2 separate regions of the Homo sapiens genome follow, and region 2 is linked to region 1. The links are chromatin loops, found by intact Hi-C in ENCODE. Cell type or tissue: endothelial cell of umbilical vein. All regions are shown on one strand. Links, peaks and the distances in the headings refer to the core of each region. The heading gives the core; the rest is flanking DNA.

Evidence for each region. A loop is a pair of places that touch in the nucleus more often than their neighbours do. Peaks named below come from ENCODE experiments on the same cell type or tissue, not always from the same donor. Only the 100,000 strongest peaks of a DNase experiment are listed, where the experiment ranks them.
Region 2: it touches region 1 in a loop (2.1-fold over the local background); 2 of 110 quality-filtered maps call a loop at or near these places.

What each region holds. Positions count from the first base shown.
Region 1 is chr2:238,255,282-238,258,189 of GRCh38, reverse strand. It overlaps PER2 (period circadian regulator 2), which reads left to right. Exons shown (of 23, transcript NM_022817.3): 17 at 1,104-1,268; 18 at 2,279-2,533. Among named protein-coding and RNA genes, the nearest start is that of HES6, 17 kb to the right of the region's middle. In endothelial cell of umbilical vein, for the core only: CTCF peaks have their summits at 1,230 and 1,436 (motif pointing left); a DNase peak (open chromatin) is centred at 1,429.
Region 2 is chr2:238,419,579-238,422,486 of GRCh38, reverse strand. LOC124908002 (a long non-coding RNA gene) reads left to right here. Exons shown (of 2, transcript XR_007088163.1): 1 at 1-766; 2 at 871-1,101. Among named protein-coding and RNA genes, the nearest start is that of ASB1, 5.9 kb to the left of the region's middle. RefSeq lists cis regulatory regions at 1-336, 507-1,192 and an enhancer at 102-761. In endothelial cell of umbilical vein, for the core only: no CTCF peak of the experiment used is centred there; a DNase peak (open chromatin) is centred at 1,226.

The sequences.
Region 1 (2,908 bases), core at 221-2,720:
ACAGTGTAAGGGTGTAGGCTGTTTTTCAAATGATGAAAGTAGTTCAAAAGTCAGCACCCTTCTTAGGAACTAGAGGCAAAGATGGTTCTGTCAGAGCCTTGGCTTTGAGAACAGGAAGCCAGTGGGGCTACTGGAGGCCTGGGGCCGTCCCCTGACCCCCCTCATGCAGACACACTGCAGGGACATCTCCTGGTCCCCTTCATGCGGCCACACTGAGGGGCCGTCTGCTGACCCCCTCATGCAGCCACACTGGTCTCAAGTTGTCAGTCTAGGGCAGGCCCTCTTTCCAGTGTGTCTCAGAGGGGCCCTTGGCCTGAATGTTAACATGGCCCATAAATCACATTAAATCCCAGGCTGCTTAACACAACGCTGTCAGTGTTGCTGATGTTCACCACCAGGATTAGAAATGGTACCCCGGCTGGGCGCGGTGGCTCACGCCTGTAATCCCAGCACTTTGGGAGGCCGAGGTGGGTGGATCACTTGAGGTCAGGAGTTCAAGACCAGCCTGGCCAACATGGTGAAACCCCATCTCTACTAAAAATACAAAAATTAGCCAGGCATCATGGTGCATGCCTGTAATCCCAGCTACTTGGGAGGCTGAGGCAGGAGAATGGCTTGTACCTGGCAGGCGGAGGTTGCAGTGAGCCAAGATTGCATCACTGCACTCCAGCCTGGGTGACAGAGCGAGACTCCATCTCAAAAAAGAAAAAAGAAAGAAACAGGGTATCCCGGATTATGGTTGGCTCCTGACTGTCGGAAAGCCCCTCCCCACAGGCCTGCAGAAGGGCTGCCTGGCTGCAGGCAAGAGCCCCTCACCAAGTGTGCCCTGCAGCTGCCAAGCTGCTGCGCCTCCCTGCAGAGGCCTCAGGATTTAAGTGTGTAACTGCTCCCATTTCAGAACTTTCTCTTTTCCACTATTCTTCTATGAATAAACATTGGGGACAAATCACCCCATGCCTGGGCCAGAGCATCTGTGGGATGGGATGGGATGGGTTGTGTGCACCCTGGTGTGGAAGCTGTATGGGCACTTGGGTGTCGGTTTCTCATCTGCACAGTGCATTGTAATGACACACTAATGTTTGTTCCCCCTTCCTCTCATGAAGAGGCAGAGCCGCCCTCCAGGGTGAACAGCCGCACGGGAGTAGGTACGCACCTGACCTCGCTGGCACTGCCGGGCAAGGCAGAGAGTGTGGCGTCGCTCACCAGCCAGTGCAGCTACAGCAGCACCATCGTCCATGTGGGAGACAAGAAGCCGCAGCCGGAGTTAGGTATGACTATGGGCTCTTGGATCAGAGAGCAGTTTGATTTTTAACCATGAAAACAAGAAGTTTGCCATCTTAAATTTTTCTAAGTGCAGAAGAACTCCACCATAGCCCGATAGGGGGCGTTTCAGGAAATCCAGTTACGTAAAATGCAGGGTGGAGTGCGGCCAGCCAGGGCCCAGGCAGCAACCTGTCCAGGTCTCTGCTGCCCTGTGGTGCCCTCCAGTGGCAGTTGTCTGTTCTGGCATCAACGCAGGAGGGTTGATTGTGGTGCAAGATCTTATCCCCTTTAATTGGTGCGGAGAGCACTGGGAGCGAGGCCCCACCTCCCTCTTCCCTGGGCAGGCCTGGGGTTCTTTCCTCTGCCCAGCAGAAGGTGCGACCGTTAGCTCTCCCTGTTTGTGGACAGGAGCCAGTACAGGTGGTAAACAGATTTACAATGAGCGCATTGGTGGCTGAGTGTTCTTGTTCTTTAGAATATTATGATTAAAATGAATCCTGAATTTGTTCTTTACTAAGAAGAGGGAAATGATAAGGAAAAAGTGTATGTCCAAGATCCAGTCCCCAAGCCCTCCCTTTCAGGATGGTCAGTGGCCCTGCCTGTCCCTTGTCCTGTCTGCCCCATGGGCCCATAGGGTCCCATCTATCACCATGCCTGGTCCCAAACCCGGAAAGACTCAGCACGTTGATCCAAGTTTCTGGTGTTCTGAAAGCTAAGGACAGCCGAGGGATATCTTCAGCAGCAGAGCTGAAGCCCAAGGTTCCCCACGTTTCCGTTTGTTCAGCCCCAGGTTCCTGAGCACCTGGCTGTCAGGGCTGTCCTGCTCTGCTTCTTGCCTTTTGCCATGAACTTTCTCAGAAAGCTAAATGAAAACGCTGTGAGTCTCATCCTCATGCCACAGGCATCATGAAATTACTTTATACGTGAATGATTTGTCTTGTTCGTGAATATAGTGTGGCCTTAAAATAATAAACAGGGCACGTGTGGACCAGAGCCCTGGGTTCTTGTGTTACAGAGATGGTGGAAGATGCTGCGAGTGGGCCAGAATCCCTGGACTGCCTGGCGGGCCCTGCCCTGGCCTGTGGTCTCAGCCAAGAGAAGGAGCCCTTCAAGAAGCTGGGCCTCACCAAGGAGGTACTCGCTGCACACACACAGAAGGAGGAGCAGAGCTTCCTGCAGAAGTTCAAAGAAATAAGAAAACTCAGCATTTTCCAGTCCCACTGCCATTACTACTTGCAAGAAAGATCCAAGGGGCAGCCAAGTGAACGAAGTAAGTGATACCCGAATTAAAAGTGCGTTTTAAAAAACTTTATTCCTGTTGGTACTGAGTCCAGTGCTGGTTTCAAAATGTGAAATGTGTCCAGTTTCAGAAGCATTAACATATAAGACAGCTGTTGGAACTTCCCTGGCAACGCCATCTGTTTCTGTAGAACTTCCCACCGGGGGGGTGCTCTCGGGATGTCAGCTTGCATTCCCTGGGGAATAGTCCCAGGCTAGTGCCCGAGGTGGGAAGAACCATGGCAGGGCAGTGCTGCCATGTCCACATTTCTTGCCTGAGTAACCATGTGGGCAGGGGCCCCACCTGGACGGGACCTCCAGAGAATCAGCGAATTCAACCTCAAGATAGTGGGCATGTAGTGCTGGG
Region 2 (2,908 bases), core at 280-2,779, 160 kb before region 1:
CAGCAGCATTTATCTCCTCACCTGACTGCAGCTGCCGGAGGAGCTGGCCTATCTCTCCTGGCAGACAGTTAGGTTCCACGAAAGTGGCTTCTGGTGGGACGGGTATTTTGATTCTGTCACAGGAGCTGGCCCAGGCCTTGTTCCTGAACCAATGGATAAAGGCATTCATGCTCTGAAATTGACAAACTGCCACACCAGGGCAGCGGGGTTCTAGGGTTCAGGGGCGAGCAAAGCTGGACACCATCCCAAGGAACCTATAGAGCAGCATGGGGGCATTGAATGGCAGCCTCCAAAACAGAGATGTCCACGGTCTCAGCTCCGGAACCGTGAATGGGACCTTATTTGGAAAAAGGGTCTTTGCAGATGCGATTAAGGATCTCAAGATGAGATCGTCCTGGATTTAGGGCAGGCCCTAATCCAATGGCAGCTGCCTTTACAAGAGAAAGGCAAAGGCGGATTGGAGAGAGAGAAGACAGCGTGAAGACGGGGGTGGAGAGTGCAGCGACGTGGCCACAAGCCGAGGAACACCTGGGGCCCCCAGAAGCTGGCAGAGGCAACAAGGACCCTCCCCTAGAACGTGGGGGTCGGGGGAGCGCAGCCCTGCCTGCACCTGGGCTTCACACGGGTCTGTGGTGAACTGTTTCCGAAGCTTCAGGGCTCATACATCCAGTAAGGAAACTGGAATTACAGTCGCTCCCTGCGGCGAGGACCCAGCAGGAGAGCCCGGGCTGAGAGCGGGAAGGCGTCTCCAGGAGCCACACCGAGGGTAAGAAGACTTCACTCCCCTTAGCCCTGTTACTCAAAAGCACTGCTTTGCTAACAGTTTCTTTTTCAGGAACTTTTTCATGTTTGGAATGTATTTTCCCCTAGGTTATCAGCAGAAAACACACGCCTGAATGGGCGTGTCGGTGGAGCTGAGCCTGTCGCCTCATCCAGTGCCACGGAGGAGCCCTCGCGGTGTCTCCCTGCAGAGGTCACACTGGGGTCACAACTGAGGCTGCCTTGGGCAAGGGCCAACCGCAAGGCTGTTTCTGAAACCATAAAGTACCAAGAGAATGCCCTGTGTTACAATTAATAAATAGCATTGTTAATCGACGTGAACAAAGCCGGCCTTCATTGCTTTATTTGGTGGCCCATTTGGTGAAGCACTTAAGAAGAGTCCTGGCCAACATACACACATCATGGTTTTAATTACATCCTGTGAATTTATTTTTCCAGAGAGAAATATTTCTCAGGGAAATGTCCATAAAAGCAACGTTAGCAGAGTGTGATGGTGTGTGTGTGTTTCCTCTAGGAAATCTGTTTAGTTTAAGTCCCAGCTTTGAGCAGCACTTTTTACAAAGACAGGGGACCTGAAGAAGGCTGCCGACAGCCGGAGCAGGCGGTGTCCCAGCAGAGAGGAAGTCTCCAGGCTGCTCTGCCCTTCGTCTCTCTGGGAACTTGCCCCTCTCCCCTTTTCCACATAGGAATTCTGAATTGCTCTTGGAAGCCCAAAGGGGGCTGGGCTTTTCTCTAAACCCTACACACTTCTGCCCCCTCCCCCAGCTGAGATCCCCTCTGTGGCTGGCATTTCTTAGTGGTGTGAAAAGGACATTTTTGAAAATGGAATCCTGTTTTCACCACTCTAAGGAAAGTCACAACTTCAAACTCTTTTCCAGTGGTTCCTGTTGTCCCTCGAAAACATCTGTTTGAGAACTAGGCGTTCTCTCCCAAACTGCTGGGATTGTTTTCTTAGGTTGCCCTTCCAATGTTAAAGTGTTTAACCCGCATACCATTACTGCATCACCTAACTTCGTTTGCAGGCCACTGCTCACTGTGTACATAACCAGCATCACAAGCACAGGGACTCAGGACCGGGCGCTTTCTAATCTCTTCAGTCTCTGGGTCTCCTGCTTCCAGGACAGGGCTGGAGCCAAGGACTCACTCTCAACTGACTGACTGACTGCGTGGCTGATGAAGGGAGGAGTGCATTTTTAAAAGGAGAGTAAGCTGTCCCCAATACACCAGTCTAAGAAATGACCTCTTTTCCTTTCTCTACGTAAACTTCATGTCCTTATTCACAGGCATATAAAATTACAAAATCATGGTGTAGACACACATTTACTCCCCGCTCTCCTTTCTGTCATGACCCTAATGATGCATTTACCTATACGGAATCCTCGGGCTCTCTCAGACACAAGCAAATACTTCTGATGGCAGAGAGAAAAGTCAAGACGTGGTAAGAAAATCAGTGTCCGGGAGCTACGGTTTCTATCGTGTGGGCGATTAGATGCCTGACGGCCCTCCTGATACAAACAGCTAAAATGCTGGAGAAAATGTAAAACGCATCTTGTTAGAGGCATCCTCAGGCTGCCATAGCGGCCAGAAGCAAAGAGAAGGCAGAAACCCTGACAGCTTAGTGGGTCTGAGCCAGCACTCATCTCAAACTGTGTGCTGAGAGCTTGAACTTCTACCTGGATGACTGCATAGGGTGCAGAAACCAATTTAGAGCAGGAGTCTCATACGAAATGCTTGCATAGAACTGGCACCCATAGAGTCCCACCCTCAGTGTAAAAAGTAACGAGAATAAGAACAACAACAAAAAATCCACAAATAACCTCATTTAAAACACAGGCAAAATGGCTGGACACAATGGCTCATGCCGGTAATCCCAGTGTTTTGGGAGGCCAAGGGGAGAGAATTGCTTGAGCTCAGGAGTTTGCAACCAGCCTGGGCATCCCAGCAAGACCCTGACCCTACCAAAAGAGAAAAAAATAGGCAGAAGACTTGAACAGACATTTGTCCAAAGAAGATACACCAATACCAATAAGCATTTGGAAAGATACTCAACATCTTTAATCTTTATGGACATATAAATCAAAACCATAATGCAATAGCATTTTGCATCCATTAGGATGGCTACTATTTA